Linked DNA regions of Mus musculus: region 2 is linked to region 1. The links are chromatin loops, found by intact Hi-C in ENCODE. Cell type or tissue: heart. All regions are shown on one strand.

Region 1 (8,000 bases):
CAGCACTTACAGCTGTTAAAAAATAGTAGCCCAAACTCAGTCTGGGCGGCTGCTGACCCACTGCAGTTACTGATCAATCAGCAGGGACTATCTGGCAGAGAGGATGCAGTTTTCCCTCACTGGCAATCTGAAGAACACAGGGGACCTAGTATGGTACAGATGAGAGATCATCAGTTTAATTTAAACAGACACACTGGGACCAAGCTAATGGATCTCATATCTGAACTAAGTGAAAATACTACCAACCCTTTTAGGAGAATGAGGCACATTTTTCCTGCGCATTTTCAGATTATTTGATTTTATGTTTCCAAAATACTGTGAGGATCTTCTTACTACTAACTTTCACACACCAAAGGTGTGAGAAATGTTACTAATGGAGGACCTTCTGTTTGTCTCACTAAAGTTTTGTGCTCTTTCCTTTAATTACATAGTTGCTACTATATGGTCCTGAAACACTTCTAACTGGTAACAGTGTAACTTAAAATACCTAGATCACACAGTTCCTAGCATTTGTACTAGAAATTAATGCAAAAGACTGTGAATAAGAAGGTCAGCCCTTTCCATGTCAATGAAAGTTCTCAAAATGAAAACCTAGCAGGGAAAACATCACACACCACCTTTTAACTCTCAACTCTATCTGTTTATCCTTCCTTAAGATAACCACAGGTAGTTAGAAAGAGATACCAGTTCAGAGTATGGCATCCAAAAACATCCATCAAACAGCAAAGCCACTGACAAATTATTACCCTTATGGCAACGGCAGACACTTGCTTACATTACACAAACAATTTATGGAGTAGCACTTAGAAACCATGATTTACTTAGAAGCTGAAAAACAGGATAGCTACAATACTGCATAGCAAGTTCCAATCCTGCCAGGGATACTGAGTAAAACAAACAAGCTGGGCATGAGAGTAATGACTTTAAACCCAGCACTCTGGAGGCAGAGGCAGAGGCAGGCAGGGCTCTGTGAGTTCCAGGCCTGCCAGGGCTATATAGCCGTTCTCAAATACACAAAACAAAACAAAAAACAACTTGCTCAATAATAAAAAAAAAAAACAAAAACACCCAAAAACAAAACCCCAGGAATTACGGAGATTTTAAAGAGCACTAGGCAGTGGTGGTGCACACCTTTGTACCCAGCGCTTGGAAGGCACAGGCAGGCAGATTGAGGCCAGCATGGTCTACAGAGTGAGCTGCAAGACAGCCAGAGCTACACAGAGAAACCTGTCTCAAATCATATTCATTCATATAGATGTATGTGTATATATATATATATACACACACACACATACACGCACATAGATATATGTACATATACAAATACATACACATACACATATATGTGTATGTGTATGTATATGTATATGTAGGGGGGGATGGAGTCTGTGAGCACACATAATCTATCAGATGATTAGTTCTTCCTTCTGCAGGGAAAGAGGTTGTTCAACACTAACACCATTAAGGATTGCGACATTGTTAAAGCAAAAACCATTGCACAATAAACCCTAGCTCTTTAGGCACCACCTTCATAGCAAAACAAATGCTAAGAAAGCCATTCCTTCAATTGTGCAAGACCAGAGAACTAACCTGAACATGCTCTAGAAGTAAAGCAAGGAAAGTCACTTGTGGTTTTTGCTAGGGATCTGCTTTGTGACATAAGAAACTTAAGGTTAGCTTGGCTGGGTCAAGAAAAGTGAACCCAACCAAGCTCATAGTATTTTGCTCTAATAGCTTTGAAGATATTGTTGATCTTCCTTAACGTTTAAAAGGGCAAAGTTTTTTTTTTACCTTGTGATGTCAGAAAGTCAAATGATGTGCTCCAGATTAGTTACTAATTTCCAGCCTGAATATTTTACTTTCCGTTTCTTTTTAACAGCCTGAGTAATTTCTTATATTATGTACATATAATATCTAGAATTTTTAATAATCCTGAAGTTGTTTTAAAACAGGATCTGATTTTCACAGGGCAACTGCCAAAATTACTCCAAAGAGTGTGTATCAATTAATTATAATTATTTTGATAGTATCATCAAACTTTAATAATAAAAAATTGAGTTAATATTTAAATTTGACTAAAAATGTGGCAAAAATAGTAAAAGATGATATTTAAATGCAGTATACCAACTCCCTTTTAAAAACCCTATCCATATTAAAAAAAAAATACACGCTTAACTATTAGGACAAATTGAATTCCAAGTTATAGGATTTACAGAGCACTTCCTAAGTCAGACACTGTGAACTTGGGGATACAAAGATGCAACTTTTAGAGACAGCTTAGTCAGCAGAATCCTCCTATGAACAAACTCTTCAAATATTGGCCAAGCACATGGATATGGTGGAGAAACACTACTCATCCCTGAAGGGCTTAAGACCTTCGCCATGGAGTAGTCGACACTCCCTGAATTGGCTCTGAATGACTTGTTATATGGAAAGAGACTACTATAACCTTGTAACATTTTTCCCTTAGAAGCCACACCAGTGTCTATGTGCTCTGCTCAGAGCAAAGCATACATATCAAATGCAATTCTAGAGATTCTGTAATTCTCAGGTATAAATCTGTCAGTTTTCCCGACGTTTCCTTGGGCTCACATGAACCCCTAACAGGCATTCTCTAATTTTAACAATTATTCTAAAAAAATGCTTAAAAGGCACACCTCAGCAATCCACTCTCCAATGTGTGTGTGTGTGTGTTTTTTTTTTCCCTTCCCCTCGCTGCAGTGTTATCACATGACCCACTGACAGCTCAGGACAGGATTAGTCAGGCTGGAGGGCGCCTAGCTAAAACCCTTCAGCTGAAACGCTTTTAACCAATGAGCCACCCACAGAGCCAAGCTGCCAATTAACCTGTGCAAATGGAACCTTATTTTCAGGAAAACAACAGATACTTAAAAAAGAGGAAAAAAAAAAGTCTTCTTTCAAAGCTCTCTGCCTGGCTTTAAGGGAGCCGTGAAGAGGTTTGATTCTATACAACCGAAAGCTTCAGCCAACAAGAGCCATTTGGGAATGACTGGCTTGTCTAAACATGGCTTATTGAGGTCTTTTATGATCACTACACTTAAGCCTATGAACATAACAGTGGAAAGCAACCTTCCATTTAACTGCGTTTGGTTAGCTGGTCAGTAAACGAATAAACAACAGAAGACCAAGCAAAGGATTAAGAAACTCGATTTTTGGTTCCTCTTTTCCCAATAATTAGATGTCTGAAGCCAGGCATGGCTTCTCCTTTCCAGAACCTTAGGCGTCTCGCCTGTAAAACGAGAGGGTGGGACTGCACGACTAGGGTATTTTTCAGCTCTAAGGTTCTCCGGTATCTAGGTGTCCTCCAGTGAAGCGGTTCCCTACAGAATAAGCCACATCTCCCTCTAGCCGCGGGGCCTGCCCACATCAGCGATGACATTACACCTTCTGCACGGTCCACCTGCCCAGAGGTCCACGGGGCAAAGGGGGACGGAGTAGGCGTTCCCTCGACCCGAAGACATTTAAATGAGGCCAGGAGCAGATGAAGACAGTGACAAGAAGTGGCCCTCAGAGACAGACCAGTGTCTGACAATACCCAGAGAACTCGGAGCGGGTAGGGCAATCATCAGGAGCCCACTTAGCCCATGGGAAGGTTCCAGTCGGTGCTCTCACGCTCGGCCCACCGAAGTCACGGAAAAGCTCACGCAAAGCTGGAGAGGTGCTTGTGAACTGAGCGATGGGGGAAATGAATCCCATTCCCTCCCCGCTGGCTGAACAGGTGAGAGCACAAGCCAAGGGCTTGGTGGACACGCTCACTTTCCCGTACTCACTGAGACGAGGCTGGGATAGGTAGTTCCGGCTCACCGCCAGCGCCTGCTCCCGAGCTCCGGCCATCGGCCCACCGGTGGGCACGGGCAGTTCGGGTGCGGCCCCGTTCACGATTCCCCGCATCGCTCGCAACGCCATCTTGTCTCCTCCGTCCCGACTGGCCCCGCAGCAGCGCGGCGCAGGCGCACATATAGCAGGGAGGCCCGTGCGGCCGGCCCCACCCATGCGCGCTTCGAAGCTGCGGCAGAGGCCCCGCCCTCTCGGCGGCGCCCCGCCCCCAGACTCGTGACTGGAGCTCTGCGGGGGCGGTGCAGGGTGCGCGCGCATGCTAGGCGCATAGGGAGCTGACCAGAGTGCTGGGAGCGCGGATCTGAGGCTGGGAGCGGGAAAAGAGAAGCGAAAGGGGCCAGAGGGCAAAATTGACACAAGAGAGAGGATTCACGAGAAAAAGAAAGATTCATTGGAATGTAGGGAAGGAAGAGATAGGAAAACGTGCATAAGAAAATACAGACAACTGAGGTTCATAATCAAGCTGTGGAAAACACCTTGGAAAGCAGAAGATAGAAAACCTAGTCCCATGATTGGTAACTTTGTGTCGAAATTTATTTCAGTTTATCCTACTACCAAGTTCTTTTTTTTTCGTGGATCTTTTCGAACAGACTTGGCTTTCTTGCATATCCGAAGAGTATATGGTGTGGAAGACCACCTTAGGAACAGATTGGAAAACCAGTTAAGAGGTTAGAACGCACAAAGGGTTCTAGTTTCTTTTCTTTGGCTGTGATAAAATTAGCTAGCGGTTGGCTTGGTGTGATGGCGCAAGCCTTTAAACGCAGCACTCAGGAGGCAGAGGCAGGAAGGTCTGAGTTCCAGGGCAGCCAGAGCTACATAGTGAAACTATGTTTCAAAACAAAAAAAACAAAAAGAAAAACCAGCCTGTGAGAAACGAACAACACAGTAAATTGATTGTTGTTCTCTTTACAATATAAGAACAGAAGAGGAAAACAAGAACTTTGCTATGACGGAGCAACATACTGAAAAACTTCTTTGTGTTAGTTCCCCATAGATTTGTTGATAAATACACAAGAGGATGTCTAGACTGGCCTTCGGTAAGGTTTATAACTTATCAGTTTGGGAAGCATGGATCTTTGCCTCATTCACAAAATTACTATGTTGTTGTTTTGTTTTTAAAGATTTATTTATTTGTATGTATGTGAGCACACTGTTACTGTCTTTAGACACACCAGAAGAGGACTTCGGATCCCATCATGATGGTTGTGAGCCACATGTGGGTTCTGGGATTTGAACTCAGGAAGATCAGCCAGTGCTCTTAACCGCTGAGCCACCTCTCCAGCCCAATTACTATGTTGTTATAAAATTCCCTTTGGGCTATATATGTGAGGTATGTATGGAATATAAATGAGTTTTATCTATAGACTTACAGCCTATATACAAGACATATTATGTAAATATTTCACAATTAAAAAAAAAAGAAATTTGAGAGGCTGGAGAAATGGCTCAGTGGTTAAGAGCACTGACTGCTCTTCCAGAGGTCCTGAGTTCAGTTCCCAGCAACCACATGGTGGCTCACTGATGATAAGTTATAAACCTTACTGAAAGCCAGTCTAATGGGGTCAGATGCACTCTTCTGGTGTGTCTGAAGACAGCTACAGTGTACTCATATACATAAAATAAATAAATCTTTTAAAAATCTTTTTAAAAAAAGGCAAAATAAGAAATTTGAGATCTAAAGCATTCCTGCTCCCAAGCATTTCAACTAAAAGTCAGTCAGCTGATGTTACAAATGAAGTAAATGTAGCCAGGTTACCTAAGTCTACTTTGAGTGCATCTCAGGTCCCTATGTAACAATCCTTCAATCCTCGATAAAATTGCTGGAAGTATTAAAAGAGGTAATTGAATGTAAACAGAGAGTTCTATATAGTTCTTTTTTAAAAAGTGAATCCTCTAAAGATTTATTTATTTATTTTAATTATATGAGCATACGGTCACTGTCTTCAGACATATCAGAAGAGGGCATCAGATCCCATTACAGATGGATGTGAGCCACCATCCACCATGTGGTTGCTGGGAACCTTTGAAAGAGCAGTCAGTGCCTTTTTTTTTTTTTTTTTTTTTTTAGATTTATTTATTATTAAACACAAGTACACTGTAGCTGACTTCAGGTGCACCAGAAGAGGGCGTCAGATCTCATTACGGGTTGTTGTGAGCCACCATGTGGTTGCTGGGATTTGAACTCAAGACCTTCGGAAGAGCAGTCAGTGCTCTTACCCACTGAGCCATCTCTCCAGCCCAGTCATGTAGTTCTTTTAAACTTTTTATGGTTTGGAATTTTTTTGCATGTGTATAATACATTTTGATCAAATCTACTCCCCAATTCTCTTTCCTCCAATTCTTACTCCATCTCCTGCCATTCTATGCCTCCCAAGTTCATGTCCTTTTTAAGTCTACCGAGTCAACTTTGTGCTGCTTGTATGTGCCTGGGTATAGGACCATCTGCACAGGTGACTTCTTTTACTTCCTTTACACCTCAGGACTGCGAGGGTAGCTGGCCCAGGCATAGAGAATGTGGCCTGAGCAGGAAACTTGGAGTCAGCAAGCCTGGCTTCAGTGTCTGTTTGAGTACACAATGTGACCTTGGGACAGCCATTAGTTCCTTCTGTCTCTCACTTGCCATCTGTGAACGGGAAATAGTTTATGTAATATAGCTTTTAAGAATGTAGTTAGTTAGTTTTTTTGAAACACTTTTTTGTAGACCCAGCTTGCCTCAACTTTCCTCTGGAGCTATAGAGGGAGCTTGGCCTTGAACTCTTGATCCACCTGTCTCCAATGCCCAAAGCTGGTATTATGAGCATGGTCCTCTAGGCCTGCTCTTCTTAAGGATTTAAAATGAAGAAAAAGGCTAGTAGCACCAGAAACTCTGGTACAAATGTGAAATTGTATTTCATTGCAAATATTTATTGAGGAAGAAAAATTAAGGAAGGGAAGGCAGGAAGAGCTCATGCCAGTGACTAAAGTTTCCCCATAGAATGTGAATCTTTCTTTATTGAATGGAAAATACCACTCAGGTGTAAAATACTGAGTTTCCTTATGTGAGTGTCCTTTTTAGAGGACTAATTTATAATTGTTAGATTTTTAGAAAGGAGAAATACAAGATATTTCTCTCCAATTTGCAGTTGGTGAAACAGAAGTCTCAGAAAGTAAAGTGATTTCCCTGTGCTTTGAGCTTCTTAGACTGTAAGCAATGCCTGTTGACTCCATAACTTCCATGCACACATGTTTTGCCTAGCTCTTCTGTATAAATTCAGATCAATCTACAAAGACCCCAGATACAAATTATCAACGAGGAATTTTGGAACATCAAATTAGTTCTAAGATGAGTGAGTGCATCTGATCCAAAGAGAGAGTACAAGCCCAGGCTCTCACCTAGAATCTGCTAAAACGCCCTTCTCTGATAGCAATAAGCTGTTATTACAGCATCTGGGGTTTTCAGGCAAAGCTCCAGAGACATTCTAATTTGGATCATCTCTGCCTTTCCATCATGGTCATGATCTGCATTGTCTCTAAGTCTGAATCTCAGAACTATGAAAGTTTTTTTTTCCCCCTTAGCTTACTTGCAATGCAGTCAGAGAATCAAAAGCATTCAAATGATGCCTTCTGAAAGCAAATGGTAATGAACTCAAAATAGTGTGTTCACTGGAGAAACTCCAGAGAACTGAAGGACACATTCATTATTGCTCTGAGCCATAAATACATTATACCAGGCTAGATGGAACATAAATACATTATGCCAGGCTCACCATTAACCAGTCTTATGTCTGTGTGCCCATGCCATATCTCTAAAGCAAAAATAGCATTATTTCAGTACAATATGTATAAGGAACACAAGGCTAAATAATGGAGACAAGAAAAACATGTACGATCCTACAGAGATAGCACGTAAAACACTGTAAAATGAAATGCTAGGTTGCATACCTTTTTTTTTTTTTAAAGTCCCTATTGTTGAACAAGGCCCAAAGAGGGGAAATACTTGTTTCAGTTAGTATTTGGAGAAGAGGGTCTAGGGCTTAGTGGTAGATCCCTTGCTTAGCAGATAAAAACAAAACAAAACAAAATAAAACAAAACAAAACAAAAAACCAACCAAACAAAAAACAAACCAAAAACCTAAGTTCTATTTCCAGCACTTCGAACCACA
Region 2 (8,000 bases), 250 kb after region 1:
GTTTTATCTACCCTGTTGCTGTCATTGTCATCCTACAATGACATCAGAACCCACCTTCTTCAGCCTCCCAATGTGGTAAAGGAACCTTCCAGCCCTTTGATGGCAAATAGGACTGCTCAGGCATGCAGCACCATGGACTGAGCACCTACCATACTCTGGCCGTATTGTATGAGCTAATCTAATATATTCTCTTTTAATATACATTCTTCCCGGGGGTTCCATCCCCTAGAGAACCTTGAGAAATACCAAGACTGTTCTTGAACCTTCGTCTGAGAGTATCCAAAGTGGGATAGAGTAGGCTCTGTGGCAGAGGGCAGAAAGATATAATAAGCCCTCTGATGTGAAAGGCAAGTGCTACAAAATGAATCTGAGTTTACACAGGGAATTCTAGAAAGCTGTGAAAGCAAAAGAAAGTCAAGGTAGCATGAATGAGTATTTGCGATAAAGGGTAGTGATTGCAAATAAACAGCAATCTGCGAGTGTCAGACATGAGGCTTCGGGAGGAAACAGTGTCTCCGTGGGCCTGGTACTGCCCAGCAGAGTGGGAGTAACAGCTGAAATCTCACAGCTCCCTGCAGCCTCTTTCTGGCCCTCCCAGCGCTGCTGCCCTGCAGGCAGAACAGTGTTAAATCTCAGCAGATTTCTGAATTCTACCCACAGCTTGAGCCTACATCCCAAACAAACCCACAAAGGCCACTTGGAGCCTCTCAGTTCATTCTAACCCCCTGAGCAGGAGGCGCTTAGACCAAGCCAGTAGTGTCAGTGCTGCCATCCATCGGCAAAACAAAAGCACCCATAGCTCAGTGCTGGTAGGGAATCCGCTACGAAGTTATCTGGAAAAGGCTAAGACAACCTGACGTTTTCATGCTTGGGATTTCTCAGGTTGGTTTTAGAAGTATTCTTACTTTTCCTGGCTTGGGTATATATGTACGCATATCCTCTCTGTGTTGAATAAGCAATTTAGAAAGAGCCTAAATTCACAACAAGGAAAAATAAGAATGGGACAGACACAAAAGATGGAAGAGAGGAGAACTGATCCCTGATCCCAGTCTACATTTACCTTAGCATCTAAGCAGGGCAACTTCTTAAGTCAAACCCTACCATAGCTTTTTACGTTTTAACATCTCTGAACTTGAATGCTTCTTACATTGCTGGGGAACATTTGTGACATATTCAGTTTTGCCTAGACATGTAACTCGTTTCAAAGCTACCAGCATCAGTGTAACGCACACAGGCTCCTGGAATAAGCCTCACTTCTGCCTGCCCCCTGCCGTTTTCTCCTGCATCTTGTCATCTTTCTCAAGGCTCAGAGGTCTTGTCAGAAGCTGTAGGTTTCGCTGGGCATGAGAGCATTTGTACCACTAAGTCAGTTTGCCCGGACTGTACTTTCCTCCAACTTAAGTAAGGTTATCATTCTCTTCCTACTAAAATCTCAGCTGCTGTATGTTCTTTTTTTATTTTATTTATTTTTTTATTTTTGTTTTTTCGAGACAGGGTTTCTCTGTATAGCCCTGGCTGTCCTGGAGCTCACTTTGTAGACCAGGCTGGCCTCAAACTCAGAAATCTGCCTGCCTCTGCCTCCTGAATGTTGGGATTAAAGGCGTGCGCCACCATGCCTGGCTCTGAATTATGTTCTTAAATACGTACATAAATAAAATAGCTTCCATTCCTTAGGAATCTGAATTTACTCACAGTATCTGTGTTTTCCTCATTGGTTTGCTTATTGATTAATCAACTGATCAATTGATTTATCTCCCCTCCCCAGATTATAAGGTTCTGTCTGACTCCAGACACACTCATAGTAGATGCTTAGTGAGTGTGTTGAAAGAATGATTATACGACAACTGAACTTTAATCCTGTAATACACAACATTGGTATTACCAAGTCAAGTTTTACCCAAAATATTTCATTTTGTTGAGTGAAAAACAAGAAAGAGTAAGCACTTGCTGGATGGGCCTGCCTGGCATAGGGTGCCATGCTAGATCTCAGTGCTGGACCCTATCCCCAGTTCCAGTTCCAGTTTTTAAGACTCTATATCGGTTTGTAAGCCCCTCCCTGCTTCATGAATCAAGAATAGAAATGAGCAAAGTGTGTGTGTGTGTGTGTGTGTGTGTATGTGTGTGTGTGTGTGTGTGTGAGAGAGAGAGAGAGAGAGAGAGAGAACGAGAACACCTATGTACAATAGTACATGTCTTAAAGTCAGCACAACCAGCAGGAGTTGTTTCTGTCCTTTCACCATGGGTTCCAGGGATCAGAATCAAGCTATCAGGCATGTGCAGAAAGCACTTTTAGCTTCTGAGCCCCCACACCAGTCCACCACATATTTTGTTTTGTTTCTTAGCATGAATAAATACATCTTTGCCGAGGGAATGACTTAATCATCCCACCAAGCACAACAGGAGAAAGGGTGTAATTCCAAACGATCGATCGTATGGACGAATCCCCTTGGGATGCAGATTCCAGTCAATGGCAGGGTAAAGGTTTAAGAAGCTATTAATCTCTCATGTTATGGATCCCTCGGATGTTCTGCCATTGGTACAAACAATGCCCTTAAATTTACCTATCGTAACCTGTCAATCACTGAGAAGTGGCTTATCAGTGCCCCTTTCTTTCCTGGCACTCTTCATTGAGAGCCTGCTTAGCAGAACTATAAGAGCAGTTACCTGACAGACAGCCAAGGAAGCCCATTTAGCCCTGGAGCGCCCAATATGGCTACTATGGTATCTCTTTTACAGATAAAAACTGAGCTTGAAGTGAAGTTTTCTGGAGCTATGTGAACAGCAGGTGATCCTTGTCTTACAAGTCTCTACTCTTTCATATTCAAATCCCAGATGGTACCTTTCAGCAGGGCCTCATTATTTACACATCTTACTTAAAATGAGAACAAGACAGACTTCTGTCACCAAGTAATGCCAAATTGCTTAAAATCAGAAAATAGAAGATCAGCTTCAGTTTCTTTTGCTTTCTCTACTCATCAAGTGACTGGTGTGCACACTGTCTTGACGTTCGCTCATCTAGCTCTTTGCTCTTTTCAGTATTCTGCTGTATATTCTCTCTGTGGGAGGTGAAATGTTGCCACTAAGTCCCCAGAAAGTGCCAAATGATGATAAAGAGAGTGAGTGCATACTCTAGTTTCGAGGGTTCATCAACAGAAAGGCATACAGGAATCATCACCCAGTTCCTCATCCATAGAACACAACTAAGACACAGCTCACATAGAGAAAGAAATGCACTGTAGAAAAAGTCAGCAGAGGAGTTCCAGCAGAGATAGACCATATGGAGAAAAGAGTTTGCTAATTGGAGTCAGGAGTAGGTGAGAGAAAGACAGTGACATGAGTTGGTGCATGGGAGGTAATGGGAAGTTGTCAGGGGTAGGTGGGAAGATATGTTGGTGGGCTACTGAAACACAGAGATGCTAAGGCTGGAAGAGTACTTGAGGGTGGCAGGGAAAGAGAGAGAGAGAGAGAGAGAGAGAGAGAGAGAGAGAGAGAGAGAGAGAGAGAGAGAGAGAACACCACTGTGGGTGAATAGCTTTTAGGATGTGCACAAACGCATCCCTTGCATTGCTGCAAGATCCATACTCAAAGAAAGAAAGGGCTGAGGAGATGGTTCAGTTGATACCTGAGGTTGATCCCCAGTGCCCACCAAAAAAACCAGGTGTGCCTGCGACCCCAGTGCACAAAAGACAGAGACAAGGCGATCCCCAGGGCGTGCGGTCCAGCCAGTGCAGTCAAATCAGCAAGCTCTAGGTTCATGAGAGACGGTTGTCTCAACAATAAAAATAGGATGGAGTTAGATTGAGGAAAACACCTAATATCAATCTTAGGCTTCCACATGCCTGTGCACATACACACAAATACTATGTGCACACACATGCAAGTAACACACATGTAGGTGGTCCCATCATGTAAAACGAGTGTAAATGGGGTCAGAGACAAACCTCCTTAGATCTTGTCTCCTCTTTAGAATCAGTGTTTACTCTGTCCACTTAACCGGTATCTTTGTGTTTTCAAAGTGTTGTGCCTTACACAAACTCTCAGAAGTCAGTAAAGGAATGAGTGGGCTCTGCAGCAACGCGCTGCTCCGCCCTGCAGGCAGGGATTGCTGGGAAAGAGAAGAGCTTAATGAATTCACATCTGCTTTTCAAAACAAACTTCCAAGAGAAATGGACCATATCAGAGAATTTGATGATTTCAGCTTAGTGTGGTCAGTGTGGAACTACTTGTGGTTATACTCTCCACAAACAAACAATTTTTTTCGCTAAAGATCAATCCACTTGAGCTTCTGGTTTTTTGTTTTCGTTTTGTTTGTGATTTTTTTTATTAGATATTTTCTTTATTTACATTTCAAATGTTATCCCCTTTCCTAGTTTTCCCTCTGAAAATCCCCTATCCCTCCCTCTCCCCTCCCCCTGCTCTCTAACCCCACCCACTGGCATCCCCCTATCCTGGGGCATAGAACCTTCACAGGACCTAGGGCCTCTCCTCCCATTGGTGAGTTTCTGGTTCCTTAGAAGAAAAAAACACTATACATGGACCCCTAGTGGCCGAGAAGAGGCAGGCTGTTCCTGCTGAGAAAAGGAGAGCGCCACCTGCTGACAATTGATCATGGAACTTGCTGAAGTTTTCCTTCAAAAAGCAAGTAACGAGTTTTTAAAAAATAATTTTCACTTAAATTTAAAACTAAAACATTAGTGTGTTTAAAACCAGAGAAGAGCCAGTGATGCATAGTAACAGCAGTCTGCGCTTCTCCTCTTCCCCACAACTCTTGTTTCCATCAGTAAATCGTTTTTGTGTGCCATTTGGAAAGGGCTTACCCTGCTTTCGATCAATCACTGGTAGGGCTTTTCACTACAGAACTCCTCAGGATGAATAAAATGTCTTTTCTCTTGGCTACTCAAGGTCCCCAGAGACAAACTCATCACTCTGACATGTGGCAGGCAGCTGTCCCTCCTAGATCAGGATTTTAAAGGAAGTTTGGAATGTTCCAATGTAATCTTTTTTAAAAATTACTGTTTATATCCGCACTCCAAGCAATGGGTTTCAAGACGGCCTCTTTGTGAATGTGTGTTTCGTCACTCCTCTCTCCTGATGTCCCCCTCACCACCCATCCCCAGAGCCAGGCTCCTTTCTTCTCCCCGTTGGTCTCAGCCGAGTTTGTTTTACATGTCTATCACTTCCCACCCTCCTCAAACACACATAGATGGTTACATGCATGCACACATAAGATAGACTTCTACACTTAGGTTCTGCGTAGGAAAGAACAGATGCTGTTTGTCTCCCTTTTCCTGCAAAGGTCATGATATCCTTTTTCTTTAGAGTTGCATAAAATTCCATTGTGTGTCTCTACCACATCTTCTACAGCAACCACACTGTCATCCAGACCAAAGCAGAAAAGGCGTACAACAAATTCAATCTCCCTTCATGAGAAAGTCCTCAGGAAACTAGCAACAGTGTGCCCATAACTCAGCACAATAAAGGATCTATACAGCATGTGATGGTTTGTATATGCTCCGCCCAGGGAGTGGCACTAGTAGGAGGTATGGCCCCGTTGGAGTAGGTGTGTCACTGTGGGTGTGGGCTTTAAAACCCCATCCTAGCTGCCTGGAAGCTTGTATTTTGATAGCAGCTTTCAGATGAAGATGAAGAACTCTCAGCTCTGCCTGCATCATGCCTGCCTTGGACGCTACCATACTCCCACCTTGATGATAATGGACTGAACCTGTGAACCTGTAAGCCAGCCCCAATTAAATGTTGTCATTTATAAGAGTTTCATTGGTCATGGTGTCTGTTCACAGCAGTAAAACCCTAACTAAGACAAAGCATAACATCTATAGCTGACAAAAAAAAAAAACAAAAAACCCTGAGAGCTTTTCTTCTAAAATCTAGAACAATGCAATGGCTCTCACCCTCTCTGCTCTTATTCAACATAATGCTCAAAGCCTCCCCTAGAATAAAAGGAAGGAAAAAAAGATTAAAAATAGGAAGGAAAGAAATCAAATTATCCTTCTTTGCAGATGACATGACTCCATGGTTAAAAGTTTAAATACTCTTCTGTCAGAAGATTCTTAACTCTCATAAATGCTCTCATCTTCAAACCAGTAGAACACAAAATCAATACATAAAAACCACCAAGTAACTTTTCTGTACAGCAATAATGAACTCTGAGATAAAAACAATCAGGGGAAAATTCCCTTTTTTAGAAGCTTCAAGGAAATAATAGAGTACGTAGGAACAACCCTCTATGATGAAAACTTCATAACACTGAAGAAACTGAAGACTTCAGGAGATGGAGAATGGCATTCCAGGCTCATGGACAAAGATATTCAATGTTGTGGAAATGGCTATATTACTGAAAGCAGTCAATGCAATCACCATTAAAATTCTAACAACATTCTTCTCAGACCTAGGGAAATCATCCTATAACTCACAGGGAAGCATGGAAGTTCTGAATCCCAGAGCATCCTTACAGAGGGAGGAGAGTTACAGGCACTACAAACCTGCTCTCAGGTTTATCATGGAGCCGAAGCAGCATAAACAGTACAGTACTGGCACCAAAACGGACCCATAGACAAATGGAGTTGACTCAAGACCCCTGAAACAACTACACAGTTACAGCCACCTAGTTTCTGATAAAGACTTCAGGTATGTGTTATCCCTGGCTGCCTGCTCCCTCCCTCTCTCCTTCCTAGTCTGGCCTGAGTGGCCTGTCCTCTATTCCTTCCTCAAGACACACTGGGTCCTCTGAACTCATGTGCCACAGTCAATCTTTCTTTCCTTAGGTTGCTCCTGCCAGACTTTCTGCCACAGTGACATAACACATGGGTCAAGAACAATGTGTGACTCAGTAATCATGCTCACTGGCAAAAACCAGTTGTGTTAATTTCTTGGCCACACTTTAGTTAGTGTCCCTTGGGCCCTGATGTCTCCATTAGGCCTCTGACTTAGTCTGCTGAGTTCAGCTTCATTAAATGAGTTAATTTCATTAAACCAGTTTTTTTTGTTTGTTTGTTTTTTGTTTTGTTTTTGTTTTTTTTTTCAGACAGGGTTTCTCTGTGTATCCTCGGCAGTCCTGGAACTCACTCTGTAGACCAGGCTGGCCTCGAACTCAGAAATCCGCCTGCCTCTGCCTCCCAAGTGCTGGGATTAAAGGTGTACACCACCATGCCTGGCACTAAACCAGTTTTTAAGATCTATCCACCACCCCCTTGTCTCTAGTTAAACTCCCTCACCATGGTTAATATGCAGTTTCCTCTACTCTACCTCAGACCCTCAGGCCCAGCCCAATGAACCTCTTAATTCATAGCTTCCTCATCTGTGCACTGGTTACAGCTCTCCACTTGAATTCAGTCTCTCCGATACCGCAATAGTCTTGAACAAAACCTGTCTTGCTATTTTTAACAAGGACTGAGAAATATTCTTCCCAGAAAAGCTCCCCGGGGATGATTTCTTTGGTAAAGCTCAGTAGCCCTCAAAAAATGATGAATAGAAATAGAGTTTTAAAGCAGAATAGACCAAATGCCTAAAGGTAATTGCTTCTTTTTGTTTGAAATGAACTATACTGTACCATGTAGGAAATGAGCAAACTCTGAGTATAGAGACCTATGAATCTTGAGATGAGAATAAATCTTCTTGCAGTTAAACAAAGAAGAATAATGTACGTGAGAATTTACATATTGTCTGAGGCACCTTTGCACTCTAATGGCAGAGTTGAACAAATGCTGAAACGATGGCCCCAGAAGCCAGATTTATATATAATATACAGTTCCTTTGTATAAGAAACACTTTCAAATATATAGTATGAATGGTGCTACAGGACAAAGTGCAGACCAAGAGATCAGTTGGATCCATTCTCTATGTTAGCAATGAGCACTGTGGCTAGCTTTGGAGATAACTGATAGGACATGGGTCTCAGAGGAGCCACTTTGTGACCTGAACATTGAGTTGGGTTTAACTTGGGTTAAATTTGAAAATCTACTGTGTCATGGACATATGCTGTA

Evidence for each region. Hi-C counts contacts between places; a loop is a spot of excess contacts. Peaks named below come from ENCODE experiments on the same cell type or tissue, not always from the same donor. Only the 100,000 strongest peaks of a DNase experiment are listed, where the experiment ranks them.
Region 2: a loop joins it to region 1, with 2.9 times the contacts of the local background. A loop is called at or near these places in 1 of 42 quality-filtered maps.

The regions. Positions count from the first base shown.
Region 1 is chr8:69,084,720-69,092,719 of GRCm38, reverse strand. Slc18a1 (solute carrier family 18 (vesicular monoamine), member 1) reads left to right here and starts at 3,498. Exons shown (of 17, transcript NM_153054.2): 1 at 3,498-3,739. Atp6v1b2 (ATPase, H+ transporting, lysosomal V1 subunit B2) reads right to left here and starts at 3,984. Exons shown (of 14, transcript NM_007509.3): 1 at 3,792-3,984. The coding sequence starts at 3,927. In heart, no CTCF peak of the experiment used is centred here; a DNase peak (open chromatin) is centred at 4,029; H3K4me3 peaks cover 1,933 bases; H3K27ac peaks cover 1,297 bases.
Region 2 is chr8:68,834,385-68,842,384 of GRCm38, reverse strand. No RefSeq gene overlaps it. Among named protein-coding and RNA genes, the nearest start is that of Gm51577, 16 kb to the left of the region's middle. In heart, CTCF peaks have their summits at 797 and 4,593 (motif pointing left); a DNase peak (open chromatin) is centred at 4,494.